Linked DNA regions of Homo sapiens: region 2 is linked to region 1. A link is a loop called in an ENCODE intact Hi-C map of the cell type or tissue named here. Cell type or tissue: transverse colon. All regions are shown on one strand. Links, peaks and the distances in the headings refer to the core of each region. The heading gives the core; the rest is flanking DNA. Region 1 has its middle 4.3 kb from the start of APC2. Region 2 overlaps EFNA2 (ephrin A2).

Region 1 (8,276 bases), core at 277-8,276:
AGGCGCGGTGGTTCACGTCTGTGATCCTAGCACTTTGGGAGGCCGAGATGGGTGGATCACCTGAGGTCAGGAGTTCGAGACCAGCCTGACCAACGTGGTAAAACCTTGTCTCTACTGAAAATACAAAAAAATTAGCCTAACTGGGCATGGTGGCATGCGGCTATAATCTCAGCTACTTGAGAGGCTGAAGCAGGAGAGTCACTTGAACCCAGGAGGCGGAAATCGCACTCTAGCCCGGGCAACAAGAGCTAGACTCTGCCTCAAAAAAAAAAAAAAAAAAAAACCATGATTTGCTCGTGTTCTTACCTCTCGATTTGGAATTAAGTTACATTACAGAGAAAGTGTGGGTCCGTGTTTTTCTCTCTGTTTGGGAAAAGGTGGGTTGGACAGAGGAAGGATGGCCCAGGGTTATAAGCTTGGCTCCAGTACAGCCGGGAGACCCCCAGGCAGCATGAGTCGGTGGGACTGGACCTGCCTGGCTGGTGTCCAGAGGGGCCCGTAGCCAGTGGGACGGTGCTGCACGTGGTCGTGCCTCAAGCCCTCCACTGCACCGGGCGCCCTGGCCAACCCTGCCAGGAAGTAAGGAGACCGGGGAGGCCACTGAGGGCCTGGACCTGGCTGGGTAGTCAGAAGTGGGGGCAAGTCTTGGCTGGCAGCCCCTGAGATGTGTAGAATGTTTGAAAATTCGCCTGTGGGTTGACCTGAACCCACCGGGCTTGAAACCAACGGTCCAAAGTTTGGAGTGTGGTCTTAAGGAAGGAGACCACTACTACTCCTGCTGCCTTCCTCCCACCACCTTGCCTAGTTCACAAGACAGGAGGAGAGAAAATGCAAAAAGTTGGAAAAAAAATGCAAAAGTAAGATAAACAGACAACCTTGGCACCACCACCCGGCCCTAGGAGTTAAAAAAAAAGTAATAATAACATCAACCACTGACCTAAACTACTTGTGTTATCTGTAAATTCCAGACACTACGAAAAAGCATTGTAAAACTTTCTGTTGTGTTAGCTGATGCATGCAGCCCCCACTCACGTTTTCCACACTTGCTTGATGTATCACGACCCTTTCACGTGGACCCCTTAAAGTTGTAAGCCTTTAAAAAGGCCAAGAATCTCTTTTTCGGGGAGCTTAAGACGCGAGTCTGCTGATGCTGCCGGCCGAATAAAAACCTCTTCTTTAATCCAGTGTCAGGAGTTTTGTCTGTGGCTCATCCTGCTACAGTCTGGCTGCTAGGTGGCCGCCGGAGGTCTCTGGGCAGCACTGGCCAGGTTCACTTCAGCGTGAACAGCAGAAGCTTGTACGGGACCCAGCTTCGAAGGCCCACCCCAGGTCCAGCTCAAGGAGAGGGAGGGAAGGCATGTGTAGGCAGGGTTCATTGTAGTCTCGGTTGTCAGCATTCAGAATTCTTTTTATTTTTTGAGACAGAGTCTCGCTCTGTCGCCCAGGTTGGAGTTGAGTGGCACGATCTCGGCTCACTGCAGCCTCCACCTCCCAGGTTAAAGCAATTCTCCTGCCTCAGCCTCCCGAGTAGCTGGGATTACAGAAGCACGCCACCACGCCTGGTTAATTTTTGTATTTTTAGTCGAGACAGGATTTCACCATGTTGGCCAGGCTGGTCTCCAATTCCCAACCTCAGGTGATCCGCCTTCCTCGGCCTCTGAAAGTGCTGTGCTCCAGCCTGGGCGACGGAGACTCCGCCTCAAAAAAAAAAAAAAAAAAAAAAGAAATTGCTGAGGTGTTAGGTGCTTTTCGCCTCAGATAAGCAAAGTGGGAAATTAGTGGATGTCCCACTGAAACAGCTTTATCTGCAACATGGTTTTCAACCCTGAGCCTTAGAAATCAAAAGTGCCGGAAACCATGGTGCACACTTGAAGTCTTTACCGAGGCCCCGTCTAAAAAAAACAAATGGAGCCGGGCGCGGTGGCTCACGCCTGTAATCCCAGCACTTTGGGAGGCCGAGGCGGGCGGATCACGAGGCCAGGAGATCAAGACCATCCTGGCTAACATGGTGAAACCCCATCTCTACTAAAAACACACACAAAAAATCAGCTGGGCGTGGTGGCGGGCGCCTGTAGTCCCAGCTACTGGAGAGGCTGAGGCGGGAGAATGGCGTGAACCCGGGAGGCGGAGCTTGCAGTGAGCCGAGATCGCGCCACTGCACTCCAGCCTGGGGGACAGAGCGAGACTCCGTCTCAAAAAAAGAAAAAAATAAATAAATGGAAATGACAGAGCTTTTGAGCTACCAGGTCTATCTGCAGAGCAAATGACACAGAGATGTGTGGGGCCGCGCCCATCATGAGGCAGCTAGCTGGGAACAAGCCCCAGGGGGCCCTCCCTGAGGAAAGCATAATAGGAATGGGTGCTGGGCCTCACTTCGCTTTTGCAGAGCTTTACTGGCACCCAGCTGTGCCCATTCATACCTGTATTACTTCTGCCAGGCAGACGCTGAAAATTTACTGTCTGGACCTTTACGGGAAGTTTCCTGTCCATAAAAGCCCTCCCTGCACACGCCCCTGCTGGCTAGCACGTGGCTGCTAATGGGTACTTCCCTTGGTTTTCTGCAGTTGGAATCCAGCATGTGTGATCAGGGAAAATATGTATTAGTATTTAAAGCAAAAAGATACCCCCAGTTCAGAGAGACACATGTCTTGGTGGCCAGGTGGTGCCCTAGGTCCACAAGAATTTGGGGGGTGTCCAGGAGGTGGGGTGGGAGCCTCTAACTAGCACTAGGGTGCCACTGTCGAGGGCCACTCCCAACTCAAGGCCCAGGCTCTGTCTTTAGGCCTCTCTGGCCATATCCGCACTTCTTTTTTTTTTTTTTTTTTTTTTTTCTGAGACGGAGTCTAGCTCTGCCGCCCAGGCTGGAGTGCACTGGCAGAATCTCAGCTCATTGCAACCTCCGCCTCCTGGGTTCAAGCGATTCTGCTCAGCCTCCCGACTAGCTGAGACTACAGGCATGCGCCAAGACGCCGGTTAATTTTTTGTATTTTTAGTATAGACGGGGTTTTGCCATGTTGGCCAGGCTGGTCTCGAACTCCTGACCTCAAGTGATCCACCCGCTTCGGCCTCCCAAAATGCTGGGATTACAGGCGGGAGCCACCGTGCCCGGCCCCACGCTTCTGTTTCTACCCTCTGGTCCCACACCCCGCTCCAGAATCTGCATGGACTCTCCCAGACCTGCCCGGCCCCATCTGTGCCGTCTCAGACAGACAGCTCCGTCCTCATCAGGTTCAGGTCTGGCCCCGGCGCTTGCGGGTCAGCTGCCTTCAGGCCCTGTCCTGGTTCCCGGCGCTTCTCACATCCCCGCGGCCTCCCCCCTGGACGGCAGTTTACACTGAACTCGGCGCCCTCCCCTGACTTCTGAAGGAGGAGTCCTGGGTGGCCCCGAAGCCTCCCCGGCAGCCGCACGGCTCCGTCCCCGCTCCAGGGTTCAGCTGAGGCACCTGCTGGAGGCGGCCTGTCCCCGCCGCCCTGCTAAAGCGGCGCCCCTTTCTCCGGCCGCTCGTTCTTTGGTTTCCAGGGACTTTGCACAATTCATAACACCCCTCTTAGCCCCCATCCTGCCCGGGCCGCATCTTCCGCCCGATCATCCGGCCCTCGACCCGCGCAGCCGCCTCCGCCCTCCTCTCCCGGCACCGCCCACGGCCTGTTCTCCCCGCAGCCGCCAGCGGGCGCCCGCGAGCCTGGAGCCGGGCGCGGCCCTGCTCTGTCCACAGCCCGCGGTGGCTCCCACCTCCCGCTGGGCCTGCGCGACCTGCCCCCCGGGGCCTCCCAGCCCTCACTGCCCTCGCGGGCTGCACTCTCCCCCAACACTCCCCAGGGCTGTTCGGCCTCCCCAGCAGCTCCCCATGCCCTGCCCGCCGCGCTGGCGTCTCTCCCAGCCCGCTGCAGTCCCCTCGTTCACGTCAGCTTCCCAAGGGCCTGGATTTTGTTTTGTTCAGTGCAGGGGGACCCAGCACACAGTAGGTGCTTTATAAATGCTTGTTGCATGAATGTCCGCGTTCGGTGTCGCCCCCTTACGGCGGCCCCCCGCGCGCCCAGCTCGGCGCCCAGCAAGCCTTGTGCGCGCAGGTGATGTTTGCTGAATGACTAATGAACCTCAGCGCGCCAAGCCGGGCTGATTCGGGGGTGGTTCCGAGCTTCCGCAGGGTGACCGTCCGCGGGCAGCGGACCACAGCCGCATGGCGACGCCGCCTCTGGCCCCCCGCGACCCCCATTCCCCGTGGGACCTCTCGTGCCCCCACCCCCACCCGGCCTCCTCCCCGCCGCCTCGGGCCCCCCCAGCCTCCTCCGCATTCGAACTCCCCAGCGTGGTCGGACCCGGACCCTGGCGCCGCTCGGCCCACGCGAGTCCCCTCCCCTCTCTCCCATCCTTGGATCTCCCACCGCCCCTCCGCAGCCTCGGTCCCGCGAGACTCCCCAGCCCCCGCGAGCACCCCCAGACCCCACGGTACGCCCTCGCCCCTTTCGGGAGGAGCCCCGCCCCGGGCCCGCGGACTGACCCCTCCCGCCCCTCTCCGCGCAGGCGCAGGGCGGCCCCGTTCGCGTCCCGCACCCCCACCCTGGCCGCCGAGGGGCGGGGCGCGGCGGGTCCGGGGCGGCCGCGGCTCCATGGGGCTCCTGGGGCTCCTGAGCCTGCTGCACTCGGCCTTCTTCGGGGACCAGGTAGGGCGCGTGGGTCGAGCCGTTGGGGAGGGCTCCGGGCCGCGCAGGAACGGGGCGGGGTCCACACCGCGGGAACAGCGGGCGCGGCGGCGGGGGGCGCATGGGGCGAGCGCGCGGAGGCTGCAGAGTCGGGGGTCTAGTGCCGTCGCCGTAGAGACCGTTGCCGGGAAACCGCCTCGGAAGGCTGGCGGGGATGGAAGCCCCTCTCGTGCGCCGCTGCGACCCCCAGCCCCGGGTCTGCGCAAGCGCAGGGCTCGCCCAGCCCAGCCCTCGGCCTCTGCAGGAGACCCTCGGACCCCTCCTCACTGCGCCGACGCGGAGGCTGCGCCAGCTGGGGCGGCGGGGGCGGCTGCGGGGGCATCCTGCGGAGGCTCGGCCCTGCGCAGGGTGGGGGCCTGGGCCACGCCCTGCGCTTCTTTGGGCCTCAGTTTCCCCTTCTGGGCGCGAGCGTATGGCCTGCTTTGACGTTCGCCGCCGCTGCTGTTCGTATCCGTCCGCTCCCGACCCCAGCGCTTCTCCAGCCTCCGGAATCGTCTGAATTTCGCGGCTGTGACATCCCTCATTGGAGGGGAAACTGAGGCTGGGGGGTGCAGCGGGGAGCCCAAGGTCACGCTTCGAGGCCGGAGCCTCGTTGCGGAGCTAAGGCGCCCGCAAGAGAACGCGGGGCGGGGGCCGGGGAGCTGTCCGCGGTGCTGACGGAGGCGCACGTCTGCCGACTCGCCGCCGGGGAAACTGAGGCCCATAGCGGCGGTCAGGCTTCAGGGCGCGGCCTGGACCGGCCTACCCCACCCTCCCCCACCTCCGGTGGCCTCCTCACCGGTCAGGGCTCTGCCCGGCCACCCAGCCGGCGGCGGGCCGTCTCTATCCTCCCGCGATGACCTGGTGCCTTCTCTGTCCCCACCCAGCTCCCGATGGGGGCCGCCCCTGTTTCTGCCTCTAGCCCCTGGCACAGAGGAGGCATCAAGGGGGCGGGGACAGCTCGAGGTCAGACTCAGAAGGCTCAAAGACACTCCAAGAGTGAGCCGTGTGCCAGGCTGCGGACTTGCGGGGAGGTGTCACAGGACAGGGGTGGGGGAGTGAGCATTTCATGGAACTTCCCCTTTAGCCCAGCAGCAGTAGGGGGCGTGGAGGACCCCAGGGAGGAGCCTAGGTCGGGGTCTTGGGCTAGGCCCTGCGTTCTGCAGTGGGAGAAGGGGGAGACCTCTCTCAGTCTCCTGAAGTCCTAGGGGGCTGTGGGGGGTTCTTGAGGCTCTGAAATGTCTGGTGATGTCTGAGTGTGGCTGTGGTTCAAGGATTTACAGGGTCGAGGATTTTAGTGTGTGGGGGGGGATTGTTCAGGGACATAATGTTTTGTAGATTTGGGGCCAAGGGCATCTTGTCTTGGGGTCTCAGCCCCCATGTACCCTCAGCCCTCCAGGCCCTGGCCACCCCCAGAGGGATAAGAAGGGAGGTTCAGTGTCACTCCGGAGGCCTGGCTGGCACAGGTGAACTCAGGCAACACGTTCCCTGGCCCAGGCCTCAGTTTCCCCATGTATACAAGGACAGGACTGACCTTGGATCCCCCAAACCCCTGCCTGATGGGGGCCTGGGGAGCTGAGACATCTGAAACTACACAGGGAGGTGGGACTTAGTTCCTCTTTGGGGGAGGCAGGGATCATCCAACCCACCCTTCAGTAAACAAGACTGGAAACCGAGGCCAGAGAGAGACATGCCCAGGGGGACACAGGGACAACAAGGCTGAGCTGAAGCCAGGGCCCTGGGCTCTGCATCCCCAACCCCATTTCAGCCTCGCCCAGCTCTGCCCCGGCTTGACCTGTCAAACCCCACCACGCGCCCTACCCCATGGCTCCACCAGACACCCCCTGTGTCCCAAGCATGCATTGATCTTCCCTCAGCCTGGAACGCCTCTCCTCCTGATCACTGCTGTTCACTTCTCAGGGCAGCCTTCCAGCCTCCAGAAAAAAATCCCCTTCGAGGCGGGCGGATCATGAGGTCAGGAGTTTGAGACCAGCCCGACCAACACGGTGAAACCCCCTCTCTATTAAAAATACAAAAATTAGCTGGCAAGGTGGTACATGCCTGTAATCCCAGTTACTGAGGAGTCTGAGGCAGGAGAATCACTTGAACCCAGGAGGCGGAGGTTGCGGTGAGCCGAGATGGCGCCACTGCACTGCAGCCTGGGGGACAGAGCAAGACCCCATCTAAAAAAAAAAAAAAAAAAAGGCCGGGCGTGGTGGTTCACGCCTGTAATCCCAGCACTTTGGGAGGCCGAGGCGGGTGGATCACGAGGTCAGGAGATCGAGACCATCCTGGCTAACGTGAAATCCCGTCTCTACTAAAAAATACAAAAAATTAGCCTGGGCGTGGTGGCGGGCGCCTGTAGTCCCAGCTACTCGGGAGGCTGAGGCAGGAGAATGGCGTGAACCTGGGAGGCGGAGCTTGCAGTGAGCCGAGAACGTGCCACTGCACTCCAGCCTGGGCTACAGAGCAAGACTCCGTCTCAAAAAAAAAAAAAAGAAAAAAAAGAAAAAGAAAAAAGAAAAGATCCCCTGTGTCTGCCCACTGCATTGCCTCCCCAGACCCAACCAGTGGGGACAGCTGCGTCCAGCTCTGGGGGCTCCCAGACAGCCAGGCCGAAGGGCTCTCAGCCCCTGGCAGTGCTGGCCCGGGACAAGGCCCTCGGGTCTTCAGCTCAAGGCCCAACAGGAAACAGCACGGGTCCTCCCTTGCCTTTGTCTACGGGGCCTTGAATACTCGGACCTTCCCACCCTCTCCTATCATTCCCTGCACCAGCCCTTGCAGAATCTTCCGCCTCCTCTCCATTTTACAGAGGAGGAAACCGAGGGTTGAGCGGCGAATGATTTGCCCTGCCTGCCCAGCACGGAAAAAAATCACTCTTCTGGCCCCAGTCGCCTCCCTTTCTGTGCTGTGAGTCTGTGTCCAGAGCAGGAAGGGCTGCTCCGAGCTGCAGGGACGGGCTCTGTGTGTTAAACCTTCAAATGGCTTCCAGGGACTCATGGAGCATCCAGGACACCTGGAGATGGCGACTCCTGGGACCCCTGGCCCTTCCCTCCTCTGGCCTTCGGTCCGTGAGGGTGAATTAAGTGTGCCACCCACCAGGGGCAGAGACACATGGAGACAGAGATTGAGAGACAGAGAACAGAGGGGGAGACAGAAAGAGAGAGGGACATGAAGAGCAACGGAGTTACAGGAGGATCTGACGCTCCGTTGGGGAGACAGGGAGAAATGTGGGGAGATGCAGCGTCCCAGGTGCTCCCCAGTGGCCCTGCCCCTCCTCCCCTCTCCCCTCCCCACCAGGCAGGACCCTCAGGGAGCTCCAGCCTGGACCCGAACCCTGTCCCACCCTGACGCACCTGCACCAGGCCAGGCTGGACCTGTGGGGTGGGTGCAGGCCTGGCCCCAGCCCGGCCACTGCCCTGGAAACCCCTCCCCCGCCAAGATGCTGATGTAACATCCAGGATTTGATGTTTTACTCTCCAATTCTGCAAATCCAGACGCAGGAGGTTTTAAGAGGCCGTTGCACCCTGCAATAAAGTGCGGGACACAGGAATCTTGGTCCTCGGGGCACCCCCTTCCCTCGGGGGGGTTTC
Region 2 (8,315 bases), core at 299-8,298, 150 kb before region 1:
GCAGGCTGCAGCTTCCCTGGGGGTCCCGTGGGAGCCGGGGCTTTGGGGGTCCTGGGGCTCGGGAGGGAGTCAGCCCCAGCACTCAGGGTGTCACCGTCTTCCTAAGGCACACGGAGCTGCACATCGGGGGCTGAGGCGGCCCCCCCCCACTCTTCTGCTACTGGTCACTTTCTCTCCGTTTTCCAGCCGCTTCCTGTGCCGACCGAGCCGCCCTCTGGAGCCCGCCACCCCTCCTTGTCCCCTCTGTCTCCTGCTGTCCTCGGTCCCCGGGAGGAAAGTTGCATGAAGGGGTCTCTTTGAGGCGGGCTCGGGGACAAGGGCGGCCCGTGTTCCGCCGTGGGGGTGGGGAACACGCACAGGCCCACCCCCCACCCTGGTCAACGGCCTCGGGTCGGGCCCTGGGGGCTGAGGGCAGGGACCCCGGGCCGCTGGGGGACGGCTGGCCCACCTCAGAGCGGGTCCCCGAGCCGCCCGCTGTGCTGGTCACATGTGGGTTTGATTAAGGCTGTCGCTGGCCGTGCGGGGAGTCCAGCGGGCAGCGCTTCCCCGGCCCAAGTTTTTGGTTTCAGCTGCGGAATCTCCCGTCCCCAGCGTGGCCTGTCCTTTGTTCTAGCAAACGCCAAACACACGAGGACCCGGCAACCGGGGGAGGAAGGTGGTCACCAGGGCCGTCCTGCTGCCCCACCTGCCACAGGGCTGTGGGCTGCGGGCCGGACCCCCGGCCAGGGGAAGGAAGTGGCCTCCCCAGTGCCTGGCTTGGCCCAGCCACCTCCTGTTGCTCCGGGTCTGACCTGGTTGCCCAGCTCAAACCGCTGCCTGAGGGAACGGCCTTGCTGGTCCGCAGAGCCGACCTGGGCAGCACCGAGGCTGCCTCCTCCTTCCTCTCCTGCCTGCGGTATCCAGGGTTGCTGGGGACGGAGCCGACACCCTGCAGTGGGGCCCAGGGCTGGGTGAGCACCTTCCCGGGAAGCCGGGATCCAGCCAGAATCAGGGCTTTGTCGCGGACATCAGGGGTCTCTGCAGTTCTCAGATTTGGTGTCCAGGGGCACCTGCCCGGGACCTGTGCCTGAGTGGCGGGGGTGTCAGGCACAGCAGGGGGTGGTGCTGGGCCTCCGTATCCAAGGGGACCCTGTGGAGGGGACATCGGCTTGGGGAGAGGAGTGGCGTCAGCCGGCAGGCCTAAGGTGTGAGGCTGGGCTGGCCGGGGAGGGATGATGGGGTCGGGCAGGTGTGTGGGGGATGCGGGGACCCCAAGTCTTTGAGAGGGGCATACAGAAAGGCACTGGAGACGGGGACAGCCGCGATGGGGGGCAGACAGCAGCGTGGGCACCAGGGGACCGTGTGCTCGATGGGGCCTGCAGGCCCGGGCAGTGCCGCAGCGTCGCCGGCCGCCCCTTCCGCCCATTGGCCTGGCACCTGTGCCCAGGCGATGACTGTGTGGTCTGTCTCCACATCACACCCTCTCTGCTGTGAGAGGCGATGCCTGCACCCAGGGGACCCCGCACCCACCTCCTTGGGCCGCTATAAGGTGGGGCCCCGTTGGGTGGTCTGGCTGGCCGGCCCCGCCACTCCCACCGGTGACTGCACAGCGTCCGTCCAACCCACTCCCCAACCTGGGCTGGGTACCCCTGAGCTGGCCGCCAGGAGTCTCTGGGCCTGTTCCCAGCCGACCCGCATCGGGCTGGGGCGTCCAGGGCTTGGACCTGGCCGGCTGCCCTCACCTGTCCTGTTGGACCTGGCCGGCTGCCCTCACCTGTCCTGGCCACAACACCGCGTGTGCATTCCCACGGCTGCTCATGTGTGTTTGCGTGCAGCGGTGGGGAAGGGTGGCGTGCAGGTGTGCCTGGAGTCGCATCCGGCTGCAGGTTACATGTGTCTGTGTGTGGCAGGAGGCTGCGTGAATCCACAGGGCACAGCTCTGGCGTGTTTGCACATGTGTCTGCGTGATTGCATATGAGGTGCATGTGTGTGCATGAGTGTGTCTGTGCGTGGCACCCGCGTTTGCATGTGCGTGCCCTTGCACGGGATGTCTGCAGTGTCCGAGGTCCCTGTGCGTGTCTGCCTGTGGCATGCATGCGTTTTGTCTGTGCGTGGAGTGCAGGTGTGTGTGCGTGTCTGCGTGTGGGGTGCATGTAAGTGTGTCTCCCTGGGGGCAGTGCTGGCTGGCTGAGGGCCTGCAATGTGGGGGCAGTGGTGGCCCCAGCACGGTCCACAATGGCAACCCCGCTGTTGGCCCTCCCTCTCCTCCTCCCCTGGGGACGGGACCAGGGCCCGTGTGCAGACGGCCATCAAGCCTCAGAGCAGGGTGGACGCAGGGGCCTGTGGTCCCCGGGAGTCCCCACCTTCTGATTGGAAATCTGCAGCCTTGGGGGCACTGGGTGGGCGCTTGCCCACACTGGGCATCTCTGGGCTTCGGCCACCCTCCCGGGGTTCCCCACGGACCCAGTGGCCCTCGGGTGTGGGCAGCAGCCGGGTTCCCCTCAAACACTGGATGGAAAATGGTGACCTATGCAAGGGCTCACTCCCCGAGGGAGGAGCCGTCCCCCAGCAGAGGGCAGAGGTGAACGGGGTGTCTCGCTCCCCGTGGCTCCGCTGGCGTCCCTCGGCCTCTCGGGGAGCCGGCTTTGAAGGGGGTGATGCCGTGTTCTGCTGCATAAGGGTTTTTTGTTTTGTTTGAGAGAAGCTGGTCCACTCGGCATTGGGGGCGCTAGGAGAGCCGGGCGGTGGGCCTGGGGGATTCGGGGCCTGAGGGTGGGGTCCTGGAGGCCGTGGGGTACCTGGACTCAGACTCGGGAGTCTGGGAGACCTGGGCATGACGTCAGGCAGGTGGCTTAGCAGCCTGGAACCCCCAGGCCTGCTCTGCGAAGTGGGGGTGACGGAGCCCTGCGGTGGGTGCGGCTCGGCCGATAGGGCCTGGTGTGGATGGGCAAAGGCCTGAGGGTGGTCCCAGGGGTTAGTGTCCCCTCCCCAGAAGGGAAACCGAGGCAGCTCCTGTGGTGGGGAGGATGCTTCTGCCGAGGCACCATGGTCTCTGTGTCTCACGGTCTCTTTGGGTCTCTGTCTTCCCCATCTCTGGGCATCCTGGGGTGCCATGGGTGGCCCAGGCCTTCCGCCTCCACTGCAGGCCTCCCTGGGCGGCCTCAGTTTGCAGAGAAGGGAACAGAGGTTCCGTGGCGGGGGGCCGTGAACGCAGTGGGATTTGACCTTCCCCCGTCTCTGGGCTGACGTCTCCGCAGGTCTGCAGGGGACTGGCCCTACGTGGGTCCCTCGGGGTCACGGCGGAGGCAGTGGGTTGTGCATTCATGGGGGTCCGGGTGGTAGCGTTTCTGTGGAGCCGGTGGTCTCCTTGTCATCCATGAGGGTCCTGCCCCGGTGGCCGTGTGTTCCCCGGGACACGGCTTCTCTCCTCCCCAGGAACCGGGATGCAGCCAGGCCTTGCCCCTCAGTCCTGTGTGTGGGACCAGCCTCTCCTGCAGATGGGTCCTCAGGGAGAGCTGGGCTTTGTACCTTGCTGGGGGAAGGGCTGAGCTGCTCCCGTCCCTGTGCCCACCGTCCCGTCGCCCCAGACACGCGGCTGGAGCCTGCGGAGGAGCAGACGAGCCGGCGGGGTTTTTGCTTTAACCTCAAGCAGGCGTTTGAACTCTGTGGCCGAGTCGGTCCTGGTGGGGGGCTCGTGCCACACCTGCTCCCAGACCAGGCTGGTGTGGGGTCTGGCCGAGAGACTCAGCGGCGTGTCCCCCCAGCTCTGTGCGCCCCTTGTCCACCTGCCCTGTGGGTCAGGGGCCCCCAATTCAGGGACAGAGCAGCCGAGGCCCTGAAAGACGGTGACTCACCCAAGGCCACCCGGAAGTTGGGCAGAGTCCAGGGTGTCCCACCTGGGGCCGGCCCGGGGGAAGCCAGGGACAGCCCTGGGAGGGGCAGGAAGGTGGGTGGCCGACGGCAGCTGCACTCTGTACCAGGGCCACCCACGCCCACGGTGACGGAAGCCCAGGTGGGGCTGACCCTGCCCGGCCCATCTTTTTCCTATTTTGCTTCATTTCTAGGGCCCTGCCTCAGTTTACCCTCCTGCACCACAAGGCCATACTTGTCCTTTCTTGGGCAGACCTTGCACCATCCCGGGGACTGATTTCCCTTCAGGTCCCACCCAGGTCCTGAGCAGGAGGAAAAGCTCCAGTCCTCAGTCAGGGGGGACATCTCTTCCGTCCCTGGAAAAGCCAGGTGTGGGTGCTGTCACCCCAGCAGGTCTTGCTGGGGGTGGCAGGAGGGGACGGGCGGCCTCAGCCCCACGCTGGGCTTCAGGACCCGGGCTGCCTGCTCATCCGGCCAGCCTGGGCCTCCCCGGGAGCTTCTCCACCCTGGAAGAGAGATGCAGACGGGTGCAGGCGTCCACCTGCCCACCCACGGGGTCCTGGCTGCCGGCCACACCACTGCCTCAGTTTCCAGTCCTGGAAGGCAGCCCAGCCCACCCCCACCCCAGTTTTGGGTGAGATTCCTAATTAGTCGCTTAGCTATTAGCGTCTAATAACTTGACAATTGCCCGATTGGAGCTAATTAGCTCCAGGCCGCTTGCTGGAAGCTGGTGACAGCCAGGAGGCCCGGGTGGGCAGGAGGGGAGCCCTGCTGGGTGAGCCTCTGCCTGGGGCCTGGAGGGCTGCCTGGAGGCGTGGACTTTGGCACCCGCAGGTTGAGTGAGTGTGGGGGGAAGGTGTGGCCCGGCAGAGGGAACCCGGAGGAGTAAAAACTGCCACCGCTGCTCTGTCTGGGAAAAATCCCAAATCAGTCATTAACCCCTTAGTGAGAATTTCAGTCTCTCTGCCGCTCCGGGGAGGATTTGCATATCGAGGCTTCATCACTAATGGAGGAAGCGAAGGCTTTGTCTGCCTCTCCCCAGGTGCGGTTTTGGGGTGGGGGCCCCCTCCCCCCTGCAGGCGCCACCCTCAACAGGGGCAACGCGCCCACCTCGGGCTTGCCCGCCAACTTGGAACCGGGAATGCCAACACAGCAAGGCCGCTGCTATTTTAGAGACGCAAAGGGAAAAATACGGCCCCACTCCGGCAGGCAGAGCCGGGGGTGGGGGTTCCCCTGGGACCTGCCCTCCAACACACACACCTGTGGGCTGCTCCCCACAACTCTGGCATTGCAAAGTCCTCGCCTCTTGACCTTTTTAATTCACTCATTATTGAGCACCACTGTATGCAGGGCCTGTGTAGGGCCCTGGGGAGGGGACAGAGGAGGCCAACATCAGGATCCGGGATTCAGACAGCAAACCCTGTAAAGAGCAGATGTGATATGGGGCGGGGCACAGGGAACAGCACTGCAGGCAGTGGGAACAGCAGCTGCAGAGGCCCTTGGTGGGAACAGGGACAGCCGGGAGGCTGGTGTGGCTGGAAGGGAGGAGTCTTGGAGAGAGGAGGATGAGGAGGGCGCAGTGGATGGGCCACACAGGCCTGGAGGGGTGTGGATTTTATTCTGAGGATCAGGAATGGATGGAGGGCTCTGAGCCGCCGCCAACGTGTTACAGGGTCTGTTTTGCAGAAGAGCGAGGCTTGGGATATGGGGAGGCTGGGCCCCGGCAGACCCTCACCGCAGCCTGGAGGGGCCCGGGCACCTGGCCGCTCAGCCACACAGAAGCCTCGGTCTCTGACATTTTACCGAAGGCAGAACAGGAGGAGAGAACACAGTGGTGTCAGACGTGGGGGAAGGAGGCACCATTGGGGAACCAAGAGGCCAGAGGGGGACCTACAGGGCTGGTGCTGTGGGCACTTTCAGAGGCTGCTCTGTCTCAAGAAGTGTCCTGCTAGGAGCCAGGTTCTTTTTTTGGGTTGAATGTGGCTCCCTGGGGATCACTGCCGGGACAGGAGGGGAAACTGAGGCCAGAGGGCAGTGGGGAGCCCAGACGCCCCTGTGGTCCCTCCACGGAGGCCTCCCCTGCAGGGTGACCTGGGTGTGGGCAGTCCCAGGCGGGAGCTGGGCCTTGGCTACCATCGACCGCCTGATCAATGGGCTTTCACTTGGGCTGGGCAGGAACGAAAATGACTTTTCAAAAAGGCTGGAGCAGCTTCTGCATCGATCGTGCCCAAGGGGCCAGCGGGTCAATGAGATGCCTGTGCCCGGCCGGCCAATGGGGCAGCCTGAGGGGTGGGCTGAGGCCGAGCCCATCTCCATCTGAGCCTGTATGGGGGCTGCCCCCGTGTCTGTGCGGACGCACCCCGAGTGTCCAACAGCCGGGAGGACCATCCCCTTGCACGGAGGGGAAAGGGAGCCTCTGAGAGGAGGCCGGACCTCGAGACCCAAGGGTTCAAATCCAGACGCAAGCCCAGAACTGCAAGATTCCGAAGCCCCGGAAGGGCCCCTGCCCTCCAGGCCTGGTGCCCGGGGGAGATTTCCCTGCAACACGCCCTCCCATGTCCCCTGTGCTGGGCTCACAGGGGTGATGAAGGAGGCCTGGGAAGCTCTCTGTCCCTGGACGAATCCAACCAGGTAGGGAAGGGCTGGAGGGTGACTTCACCGCCTCCGCCGCCCTGCCTTGAAATTCTTTGCTCTGGAGATCTTCATGCCGGATCCCTAGTGGGGAAACTGAGGCGCAAGTGAGCACACCTGTCTGCCCCTTCTCACCCCTGGAGACCCAGGAACCCCCGGCCCCGCCTGGCGTGGCATCTCAGGGTGGCGGGGGGCCGGGCTGATGCCATCTGATAATCCCACCACCCTCTCTCTCGAGCTGCTGTGCCAATTAGTGCCCCCAGTGTGGGGCCTGCGGCGGGCTCACCCCTGCAGGCCGGGGTGGCGGTGGCTGTGCCGGGCTAGAGGCAGTGCCAGGGCCGGGATCGTAGCAGCCTGCACCCATGTGCTGCCAACACTGGTGGGGCCTCAGTTTCCCCTGCCTGTGCATGGAGGGAGGAGGCAGGAGCGGTGTGGGGGACCCCCCATTCCTCCCTGTTCAGGTCTTTTATGTGCTAATAAGCCCCTCTCAGGGCCCCCCTCGTGCCCCGCTTGGTCCAGGCCGCCGGTTACATGACAGGGGCCCTGGGGACCACAGCCGGGAGATCTAAGGGCTCCTGCCGCCATCGCCCGAGGCAGTGAGGGAAGGGGAGCCGCCGGTCCCTTCCTCGGCTGATCTCTATCCTCACAGACGAGGCTGGGTCAGGGGGCTCCCTGGAGGAAGGGGCCTGTGGGTTGCGTCTGGGGGACCTCAGGGCAAAGGCCTGGAGGCAGGGCTGGGGGCTGAGGTGTCAGGAGTGCAGGCACCCAAGAGGGAGACCAGGAGGCCGCCGGATTCCGGGGCTCGGGGCTCGGGAGGTTTCTGGGTTCCAGATGTGAGAGGGTGGTATGGGGCTCGCAGGGTCACACAGGAAGGCAGGGGTGGGGCTGGGAGTGGAGCCCAGGATGTCTCCGAGCTGGGCGGCAGGTGGAACTCGGCAGGCTGAGAGAGAGGGGGCGGTGGGCGGAACTCTGGGGGTGCTGAGAGGAGGGTGGAGGGATTCTTCACGCCAAGCTCCGTTCTCTTTGGGGAAACTGAGGCCAGGGTGGGGGCAGAGCTTGCCCCAGAGCGAGCTGGAATGCCCGACCTGTGTCCCCCACGCTGCCCCGGTCCTTCTCAACAGGTGGGAGTGCAGAATGAAAGCAGGGCTGGGGGCTGCCTGGAGGAGGCGGCACAGATGTTAAGCATGTTAGGTAGATGCGAAGTTTCTGGAGAGGGAATTCTTGTGGAGGGACAGCTCGTGCAGAGGCCCGGAGTCAGGAACCCCCCGCCGGCCCTTTGCACACAGGGGTCCAGATGTCACCCACCTGGACACCCACCTCGCTGCTGGCCCTGCCGTGGGGCTGTTGGGGACACTGAGGCAGGAGGTGGGGGGCAGTGCCAGGCAAGAGATCGTGGGCTCCCAACCTTGGAAGCCCGCCGTGATTGGGGTGTGCAACCCCACCTGCTGACCGCTATCACCATTCAGGGCCCAGGCGGAGTCCACCTTGTGAACTGACCCCTCCCCCATTCCCCGGCCTGACTTCCCCGTGCACCTGTCCCCTGACCCGTCCCTCCCCGCTCACCCTGTCCCGTGCCCTGTGCACCTGTCCCCGGAGCCATCTCTCCCCGCGCACACTGACCCGTGCCCCATGCACCTGTCCCCTGACCCTGTCCCCCCTGGCGCACCCTGACCCGTCCCCCGTGCTCCTGACCCCGGCCCTCGCCGCGCACCCCGACCCGTCCCTCGTGCTCCTGTCCCCTGACCCTGGCCCTCCCCGCGCACCCCGACCCGTGCCCCGTTCCTCGCTCCGGGCGCTGACCTCTGGCCGCCTTGTCCCCGCAGGTTCCACGCAGG

What was found. Hi-C counts contacts between places; a loop is a spot of excess contacts. Peaks named below come from ENCODE experiments on the same cell type or tissue, not always from the same donor. Only the 100,000 strongest peaks of a DNase experiment are listed, where the experiment ranks them.
Region 2: a loop joins it to region 1, with 2.6 times the contacts of the local background. A loop is called at or near these places in 7 of 110 quality-filtered maps.

The regions. Positions count from the first base shown.
Region 1 is chr19:1,441,677-1,449,952 of GRCh38, forward strand. It overlaps a transcript of APC2 not described here. Among named protein-coding and RNA genes, the nearest start is that of APC2, 4.3 kb to the right of the region's middle. RefSeq lists silencers at 3,555-3,944, 3,995-4,094, 4,555-4,604, 5,254-5,548. In transverse colon, for the core only: CTCF peaks have their summits at 3,663 (motif pointing right) and 3,866; a DNase peak (open chromatin) is centred at 3,664; H3K4me3 peaks cover 1,972 bases; H3K27ac peaks cover 346 bases; H3K27me3 peaks cover 4,619 bases.
Region 2 is chr19:1,287,242-1,295,556 of GRCh38, forward strand. It overlaps EFNA2 (ephrin A2), which reads left to right. Exons shown (of 4, transcript NM_001405.4): 2 at 8,304-8,315. Among named protein-coding and RNA genes, the nearest start is that of EFNA2, 5.5 kb to the left of the region's middle. RefSeq lists enhancers at 722-1,308, 4,087-4,967, 6,520-7,089 and a silencer at 5,030-5,109. In transverse colon, for the core only: no CTCF peak of the experiment used is centred there; DNase peaks (open chromatin) are centred at 3,890 and 4,676; H3K4me3 peaks cover 1,641 bases; H3K27ac peaks cover 2,020 bases; H3K27me3 peaks cover 7,300 bases.